Linked DNA regions of Homo sapiens: region 2 is linked to region 1. The links are chromatin contacts, found by Hi-C in ENCODE. All regions are on one chromosome and are shown on one strand. The core of a region is the stretch at or near the end of the contact, and the rest is flanking DNA. Distances in the headings are between cores, read along the strand shown. Region 1 holds the start of NCOA1 (nuclear receptor coactivator 1). Region 2 holds the start of FOSL2 (FOS like 2, AP-1 transcription factor subunit).

The links. A loop is a pair of places that touch in the nucleus more often than their neighbours do. Pooled maps may share reads with other maps.
Region 2: a map of CD8-positive, alpha-beta T cell shows a loop between it and region 1 (17-fold over the local background). The contact joins the promoter of FOSL2 here to the promoter of NCOA1 in region 1. A Hi-C loop is called at or near these places in 2 of 168 maps with a recorded cell type or tissue (CD8-positive, alpha-beta T cell and gastrocnemius medialis) and 5 of 50 pooled maps.

The regions. Positions count from the first base shown.
Region 1 is chr2:24,489,359-24,493,798 of GRCh38, reverse strand. NCOA1 (nuclear receptor coactivator 1) reads right to left here and starts at 2,545. Exons shown (of 23, transcript NM_003743.5): 1 at 2,197-2,545. RefSeq lists silencers at 1,773-2,262, 2,417-2,575, 2,553-2,892.
Region 2 is chr2:28,390,578-28,395,017 of GRCh38, reverse strand. FOSL2 (FOS like 2, AP-1 transcription factor subunit) reads right to left here and starts at 2,160. Exons shown (of 4, transcript NM_005253.4): 1 at 1,196-2,160. The coding sequence starts at 1,297. It overlaps FOSL2-AS1 (FOSL2 antisense RNA 1), which reads left to right and starts at 346. Exons shown (of 2, transcript NR_103831.1): 1 at 346-470. RefSeq lists enhancers at 42-542, 543-1,043, 1,199-2,130 and silencers at 1,161-1,337, 1,824-2,943.

The DNA of each region.
Region 1 (4,440 bases), core at 1,296-3,795:
TGGCATAAGCAAGTTCTTGGGATTATACAAACTGCTGCTTCTGTTTGCAGCCCAGATTTCTAGAAATGAAACCCTGGAATTGAGGGAGAAACAAAAACAAATGTTCGCAGAAAGAGGCAGGAAGAAGCATTGTCTATATAATCCTAGTTTAAGTGAAACAATCACCATTAGCTCCATCAAGCACTTTTTTTTTTTTTCCAATAAAACCACTGCAGATCTAAAATACTCTCTTGGTTTAAACCACACAAAAAGCAATTTAATAGGCACAATCCTACAGGTTTTCTGAGAGAAATAAGGAAGAGATCAAGTGTAAGCTACGTAAAATTCACGTTTTGCACCTTATAAAGCAAACTTCAATGTTGTTAAATAACCAGTAGAAAATATCTACAAAAATCAAACTAAACACCTGTTCTTATAAGCAGCAGTCCTCTATTTTCTCTCTAAACCATATATTCCCAACTCAGACCCTCTCTGTGACCCACTGTTCCCAAAGCATAGAGTCTGAAGAAGAAATATAAAACATTTCGGACATTCGTTCACAAAACCAAATTAGACCTTTCCACAAAGTACAGGAGATAAAACAGAAACACTTCCATTTTATCTAATTTATGGCAAATAGTTCAAGGAATGCCTATTTGTTAAGCTGAATCAAACCCCACTGCTACCTTTAACCCAAAACTATTTCTAGTTGAAGATCCAAGAGACCTAAGCAAATACTTTCTTTTCACATTATTCTCAACATGAAGAAATCCGACCCCCTTCCTACAACATCATAGGAGGCCCCTCTGGCCAACTTTCGTTGTTATTGTTGTTGTTTTGTTTGCTTTTTTTTTGAGACTAGCCTCCAACCAATTCCAGAAGAGGAGACAAACCTCAAACAAATTTAACCCTTGAGATCCATCCCTCAACTGTATCATATAATCTACGCTTCACGGCAGTAATGTTTTAAGCAGACACTTGATTTCTTAATCACTGAAATGTAAGCACCAGCCCTCACAAATCATCGCCACAGAGATTCCTCTTGGCATCCACAGAGGGTGCTGGGACTGCAATTCACTCAAGAACCCTTTACTCACCAACATCACACTCGACATTAAAAACTCACCGTCTCCGAAGAAAAAATGTCACCTTCTGCACAAGGACACCTGCCTGTTCAACACCTCTACAAGAAACGAGGAGGGCCAAGCATGAGAGGCTAACAGATCCTCCAGCTTAAAGTTTTCCTCCCCATGAAACTCTCCGGACACAACACCGTGGCCTGTCCTTGTCACACACACACAGGCTGTATTGTCAACCCCTCCGTCTCCCTCTAACGTCGTCAGACTGGGCAGTGTCTACCCATGGGGGTAACTGCTTTTAAATAAAATAAAAAAGCAGCCACCACAGCTGGGTAGTAAGGACTGGAGACCCTGGGTGTCCGATTTTTTCAGGTCTTTTACAAGGGACTAGAGAGCGGCCCGAATTCTGTCACTGCCCACTAACCAACCCCACCTCCCAATCGCCTCGTCAACATGTTTGCTTCCCTTCCTCGGCCCTTTCGGCTGAATCCCAGGAAGGGGACCAAACCCGGGCCGCGACAGGAACATGTCCAGTATCCATCCCATGTCTACCTCCGAAACCCCTTCTCGGGAGAAGGGGCGAGCAAGCGCGCCGGGGTCAAACCCAAGCGCCGTCGAGGGCTGCGCCGACGGAGAGGGACGCCGCGGTCGCCCCCATTTCGCGGTCCCGGCAGGCGAGATTCCGAGAGGTGAGCGGGCCGGCCAAGGTCACGGCGTCGTCGGGGCCGAGGGGCGCCCGCGCCGACTTCCGGCTCCCCCTCTCGGCGGCGGCCCGGGGCGCCCGCTCCCCACGCCGGGCAGGCGGCCGCGCAGCTCGCACCCCCTCCGCGGATGCTCGCCCTCTCCGCGCTAACTAGGGCAACTGGAAAAGAGGCGGAGAGAAGTCGCTGCTGCAGCGATTTCCCCCGGCGGGGAGCAGCCCCCAGCTGGTGCCCGTGACAGCTGCGACCTCCGCCCCCTCCAGCCGCGCCGGGCCGCGAGGGGAACTCGGGGAAGTGGGAGGAGGATGGAGCGGGAGAAAGGAGAGCAGGGGGCGGAGGGGCGCCAGCTGCTCCCCGCCCCCTAGGGCCTCCGCGGCCGCGCGGCTCGTGACAGCTGCACCCACCGGGAGGCTCCGCACCCGCAGCCCGCCACTCACCTGCCGCCGCCGCCTCTGGGCCCCGCTCACCGGCGCCGCACTCGTCCGCGACCGTGGCGGCGGCGCCGCCCCGGCCTCCGCCGCTCCTCGGGCCCGGCGCCGCGGCTCTCCGGCCCCCTCCTCCGGAGCAGGGGTCCCCCCGCAGGGGGATGCAGAGGGAACCTGACGCAGGCTCCGCTCGAGGGAGCAGCAGCGAACAGGCGGCGGAGGCCCTCAAGGCCGCGAGGCAGCCGTCGGAGGACAGAGCTCAGCAAATCGCGTCAGACTCCCGCTCGCCCGGCCTGAAGAACAGGCATTTCAGCCGCTCTCCGCGGCCGCCATGTTCTCCTCCTCGGCCGCCACCGCCGCCGCCGCCACCGCCCCCCGCTCGCGGCACCGCCCCCTTCGCGCCCCGCCCCGCCCCGCCCGTTCCCGGCCGCCCGCCTGCCCGCCCGCCGCACTTCCCCTGCCGGCTCCGGCCGCCCGGGCCGCCGCGACCCGGTGCCCGCGAGCTCCGACAGTGCGCCCGGGACAGCGCGCCCCCAGCCCGCCGGGCCTGCCGGGCCCGCCGAGCGAGGAACCGCCCCGCGCCCTCTGCCGGCCCGCCCCAGCCGGCGTCCTAACGAAGTGTGGGAAAGGAGGCCCGAACTCTTCCCCGCCCGTCTCAACTCCTCCCCGCCCCTCTCCTGCCCTCCCCTCGGGGCGTTCCTCCCACTGCTGCCGGGAAGCGGCCTCGAACACCAGGGCGCTCGCAGCTAGGCCGCCGGGCCTGCCGCCTCCCGCTGTTCTTTATCTTTCTGGGAAGGTGTCGGAGCGGCGAGAGGCCCTGCGGACGGGGCGGAGTCGGCTCCGGGCCTGTCCCTCCACTCGGGCGTTCTGTTACTTTGAGCGAGACATATCCCGCGGGCCTCGTTTTTTATTCTGTAAAATTGGGAGGTGGTTGCCTAGATGATTTCACAGGCTATTAGACAAGAGAAAAGGAAGATCGTCTGCCCCCTTCGTTTTACAGATGAAAAGATCTGCCTGACCCGTTCTGGCTCTGCAATTCCATGAATTATCTAAAATGTCTGTCATTCACAGATCTTTCCCCTCAAGGGGCCCACACCTTTCTTCTTATCTCCCTTTTCTTTTTTTTTTTTTTTTAACTTCTCTAATAGAAGTGCTACTTCCAAAAGTAGAGTGTTCTTGTCACCAGAGGAATCGAACAGCGGCTGAACAGCCTCTCTGAGCTGCGATGGCCTTATCTGGACCGCATCCCGCATTCCAAAGGCTGGCAATGCAATATATACCTATGTCTCTCCCTGGGTTGTCCTAAGCATGAATGAGTCACTCGCCGTGGAAGTGCCTTGTAAAGCATACATCTGTCCATTCCTTTCTTTTATTCTTACCCCATTTCGCACTCTTACCCTTCCTCAATCCTGTCCTGCTGCTGCTGTCTCCCGGCGTTTCCTGCTGTTTCGCTTCCTGTGTGTTCTCCCCTAAATCAATCTCTGTAAATCCTTAAGCCCTTCCCACCCTTCTCCCAACTGGGGAACCTGACAGCCTTGAAAACACCAATCTCCGTGGCAGCTCTCTGAGTCGACGGGCAGCTTCTTTCACAGGCAGGTACTACTGTATGCTTTCACCATCCTCTTCCTATCCTTGTCACGCTCATAAAGTAATCGCTAGACCACACCCCCACATGCATTCATATATTCATTCATTTATATATTCATTCCCCTGATTCTTATCGGAGACCTACTACTGGGGCCCTAGGTGCATCTCCTGAGCTCTGGCTTAGCAGTACCTCTAGCCACCCGCAGAGTCCCTATCCCCAATAATAGCTGAAAATACCCGGGCACTCATGAGTTTCGTCCCCTAATGTAGGGCCTACTTCCCAATCTAGTCCAATGCAGACTGTGTGAAAGTGCCTTGTTCTAGCCTCTGGTGCCAACAAATGAGCCACTTGTGCAAGGTACTCCTGTCTCCACTAGACTCTAGTAAGTGCTGAAGGCCAAATCTAGTGGCCACTTCAGTCCTACTGTCGTGTGGCCTTTCTACAGCACGTGATACTGCTAACTCCTCCTTTTTGAAACTCTCCTCCCTTGTCTTCAATATGAGTCTCTCTACCTGATTTCTGAACTTGCCTTCGTTTGCACTTTTCTTGGGCTGCTCCTTTTTTACGGGGCCATAAAAAATGTTGGTATCCTCAAGGTTTTATTTTTTTCCTTCCTTTCCTCTGGCTTCGGTTGACTGTTTATTTCCACAGCTTCAACTGTTAACAAA
Region 2 (4,440 bases), core at 911-3,410, 3.9 Mb before region 1:
TTTGGAACAAGGGACCCCCCCATCAGATCCAAAAGAGAGCCACGTTCCAAAATTCTTTCCAGCTGAGTCCACCCCTCCCTGGAAGCCCACCCTAGCCCCTTCTAGAGGCCAAGGCCACCGCCTTATGGAGCATGAGCATCCCTTGCTGCAGCCAACTATGCTAGACTCCACAGATGCTGACCACGGTGGGCTTCATGTTGTATTGGGCCTGCGTTAACCCAGCTCTCTCTCGAGACAGAGCGGGTGGGGGAGCTGCAGCAGAGGGCAGACACGCCATCAGCACCCCCCCGCCAACAGCACCTTCCTGGTATTTATAAACACAGAGATCACACGCACAATCCCTCCAGTGCAAACCAGTCCGGCTGCTTTAGAAACAAGTTGTTTTCTGCTTCCAGAACCACCCAGGAGCCTGCGTGATGTCTCTTCCCCCACCCGACCCCCTCTTCCCTCTGCCGGTCTCCTTGCTCCAGGTACCCCCAGACCCTCAAGGTGCTCCTTCGTTCCTGGGGGGCAGTGCAGCCTCCTGTCCGTGATCCTTACAGAAGACGGGTCGGCGGGGGGGCAGGCAGGCAGGCAGGGGGCACACAGGCGGCATGAGCCAACCAAGGCTGGCTTCTTCCTTCCTGACCTTCGCACCTGATTCCCAGAGCGGCAGCCCTCGCCCTCGCTCCAGATTACTTGAAGGAGTCCAACCATGTTTCTGGGTCCCCAACCCCTTTCAGAAAGGAGTTATGACTGATGGAGAACGGGGAGGAGAGAGAGAGGGCTTTCCTGAAGGAATAGGGTCCCAGGATGTCGAGAGGTGCCAGTGGGTGCAAAGATTTTCTTGTCTGTCCACCACCCAGAGAGAAGACGCGGGGCAGGGGTGGGGGGGGGGGGGCAGACACTGGGGAGGGGGAGTAGTTCTTGGAAGGAGGTAACAGGCTCCTGGTAGGGGGCCTACAATTCCAGGAGTCTATCTGGGTAAAATATAACGTGAGAGGAAAAGGGCATGTTGTCTCTTCAAGCCCACTCTCCAATCCCCTAGTTTAAAAGGGGGTGGGGGGGAAGGGGAGGACGAAAATCCAGAACTTACAACGGTGGCCCGTAGGTATTTTCTCGCCAAGAAAAAGAAAAGAAAGCAAAAGAGGCAGTGGCGGCGAGAAGAGGGCAGGGGTCCGCCCGCGCCGCCAGGTGCACCGGGGCCCGCACCTACCTGCTGGCCGCCGCCGCCGCTGGAGTAGGACTCGGCGTGCGCAGGAGAGCCGCTGCTGCCCCGGGACGAGGTGTCAAAGTTCCCGGGATAATCCTGGTACATGATCCGCGGTGGGGGCCGGAGAGGAAACAGGGTGTTTTTCTTCCCCCGCCCTCGCCGCGGCCGCGCACCGGCTGCTGCGCGCTCGTTCGTCCGCCGGCCGCGCCGCGGGCTCTGGGCTTCGCTCCTGGGTTTCTCCCCCACCGCGGAGGGCGAGGACAGGGAGGCGGCGACACCTCAGGAACAGCGTCCCCCGAGCGTCCCTTACAGCACTTCTTTCCGGCTCTGCGAGCGCCGCGGGACCAGTTGTCCACCCGATCCCTCCCTCTAAAAAGTCGGCGCGTCTCTCGGTCCCTCCCCTGCGCGCGCCCTCCCGCCCCCGCGCGCAGCCGGAGCTCAGCGGGGACCCACGGCCCAATCAAAAATTGGAAATTAAAAAAAAGATTAGGAGCCCAGCGAGCCTGGCCTGCCAGCCCTGGGGACCCCCGATTTCAGACAGGGCCAAAAAGGCGGAAAGAAAAGCTGTCCGCTGGGAGAAACTTCTGTTTCTTCCTTTTAGAAAAGGAGCCGGAGAATAAACTTCCCGTGGCCGACTCGCCGCCCGAGTTTCGGGGCGGCTCGGATACTTGACTAGGAGAAGGCGGCGTGCGCCCGTCCCGCGGCCCCGAGCGCGCCAGGGGGACAGCGGCTCGTGGGGCTCAAGTAGAGCTGGCGCTGAGAGGGACGCGGCCCCGCTCCCCGCTCCGGCGCCCAGACCCGCACCCCTTCCCCGGAGCCCGCTCCCGGACGGGCCCGCCTCGCCCGGCCGCGCCTCTCCCTCTCTCTCTCTCTCTCTCTCCCTCTTTCTGTCCCCGCCGAGCGCCGCTCGTTCGCTCGCTCGCTGGTTCGCTCGGAGCCCTAGCGCTCTGCCCGAGATGAGTCACTACAATGGCACGAGTTCAACTCACACTCTTTATTCTCCAGCCCTGTACCATGTGGATTCACTCACGTCAACCCCAGACTCCACCTTGCAGGGAGGAGCGCACGAGGAGGCGGGGGGAGGAGGCCGCGGAGGAGGAAGAGGCGCGGGAGGGGAGGAGGCGGGCGCAGCTCTCCCCTCCCAGCCCCGGCTCCCGGCCGCGCTGACGCCAACCGCGCACCCCGCGCGAGGAAGCCAGGCGGTGGCACGGGCGGGAGCGGGCGCCACGCACGGTTCGGAGGCGCCGAGGCAGCCCCGGCCCTCCCCAGTCCCCCGCTCACCCCCCGGGCCCAGCGCCCTTGGTCTGTTCCATTGGCGCACGTTGCCAAAGATGGTCATTTGCGTTAGAGGACGCGAGTGCGGGTTTCCTCGCTTTCGGGTGACGTGGAGGGAGAGGGATTCCCTCGCCCGCTCCCGAGTGCGCTGCGGCCTCTCCCCCGCCCTGGGAAGGGGCTCGGGGCGGGGCCCCGAGAGCGGCCGCGCGGGTCTCGCCTCCGGATTTTAGAAAATAATCACAGCCCTGACGGCGAGACGGGCGGTTCGGTGCGGCGCCACCGGGAGGCCGGGAGCCGGGCGCGCAGAGCCGCTCGCAGGGAGGGCGCGGCTGCGCGCGGTCGTAGGCGCCCTCCGCGGCGCCGCCGAGTGCAGCGGGCGCCCCGGGCGCGCAGGGTGCCCGCGCCGCCCTGCGGCCGGGTGTTGGCGGGGCACGGCGCCGGGCGGGGCTGGCCTGCCTATTTTTCCCTCCGTGGCGGTCTGCCTACCGGTTCCCTTTTTGTTTTTTGTTTTTCATGTTTTCGGTCCTACAGTTAATTCGTTAGGAGTAGCCTTGAAGATGAAATTAACCAGTCAAGACATTCCGGCCGCCCTATACGCCGGGCAATTAGGACGCATCTAATAAGAGTAATCGGGCGTTTATAAGCAAACTCCAGACTGTTACGAATTAAAAAAAAAAAAAAAAAGCCAGCGAGAGGGTGTGCCCCAACGTTGTCGTCTTCAGCTGTTTTGGAGCGAAGTTCAGGGCGCGGGTTGCCGGACATTTGGGTCCTCCTCCCTCGCTGGGCGGGGCTGGGAGGGGCGCGGCGCAGGGTACAGAGCACAGACCTTAGAGCAGGAACGCCCGGCTACGCTATTTACGAGCTGTGAGATCTTGGACGAATTCCTTAACCTCTCTGGGCCTCAGTTTCCTCCTATAAAGTGAAGGAGTTTGGAGACATGACCTTAGGCCCTTCTCTGCTCTGGAGCTCCAATCCTTCCGCTGAGATGATGGTGTGTGTGAATGGAGAAGTACTGTAGCGGAAGTCAGGGAACTTAGGTTTTGGTCCAGGGTCTGTGTTAGCCTCAGTTTACCCAATTCTTAAGTAGCGCCAGCCATCTGTACCCCACAGGGTCCTTATGAGGACCCAATGTTAAGAGGTGTTGAGAGTCCATTGCTGACAACTCGCTGTGCACCGTCACACAACTTCTGTCCTCAGTTTCCTTATCTGCAAAGTGGGGGTGTTGGTAGCAGAGAAAAATAGAGCCGGGAACGCGAAGCTTTCCTGGGGCTCTATATAAAGCGCTGGCATTTCCGGGACGGCTGGCGGCATCTGGCCGCCCCAAGGGCCCCAAGATACGGTAATCCCAAACAATACTCGGGGTCATTGTTTACAGCTATAAAACACATTCTGTCCTGAACGCTATCCCCAAGGACGCGCGCGCGTGCGCGACGAGGCGAGGCCAGCCAGACTCCTCGCACCTCCGCTGCTGCCCGCTGGACAGAGTCCCCAACTCCGCAGGCCCAGGAGAGGGGTGTGGGGCAGGCGGACGCGCGCGCCGGCCGTGGGTGCTTTGCTTTTTTCTTCCCCCTCCCCATCCCTGCGTCCTGGCTTGCCTGGGTGTTTACGCGCCTCTCCCAGCAGGACTGAGTAAATGCAGTCCTTTGACGCAAAACGAATCAGTCCTTCCCCAGCGGCAGCAGCAAAACTCAGAAAACTGGGGGTGGGGGTAGGGACGGGAGGGGCACAGAAGAAATCGTGACATTTTCCCACTCGGTTCTCAGCCCCTCCCCGCGCCACGCGGGCCTCAGGCCGCCCTAGCCAAGTCTTGGGGGCTGCAAAGGGAGGCGCGGCCAAAGCGCCCTGCCTGAGCCCTCCCAGTAGCAACCGCGTGTCGGAGCGGCGCGAACAGACGCACTTTTGGTTTTCCTTTGAGCAGTAGAGGCTGCCCCGCCCTCCCCCACCTGGCGGTCGAAAATCCGGGTGCTTCTGGG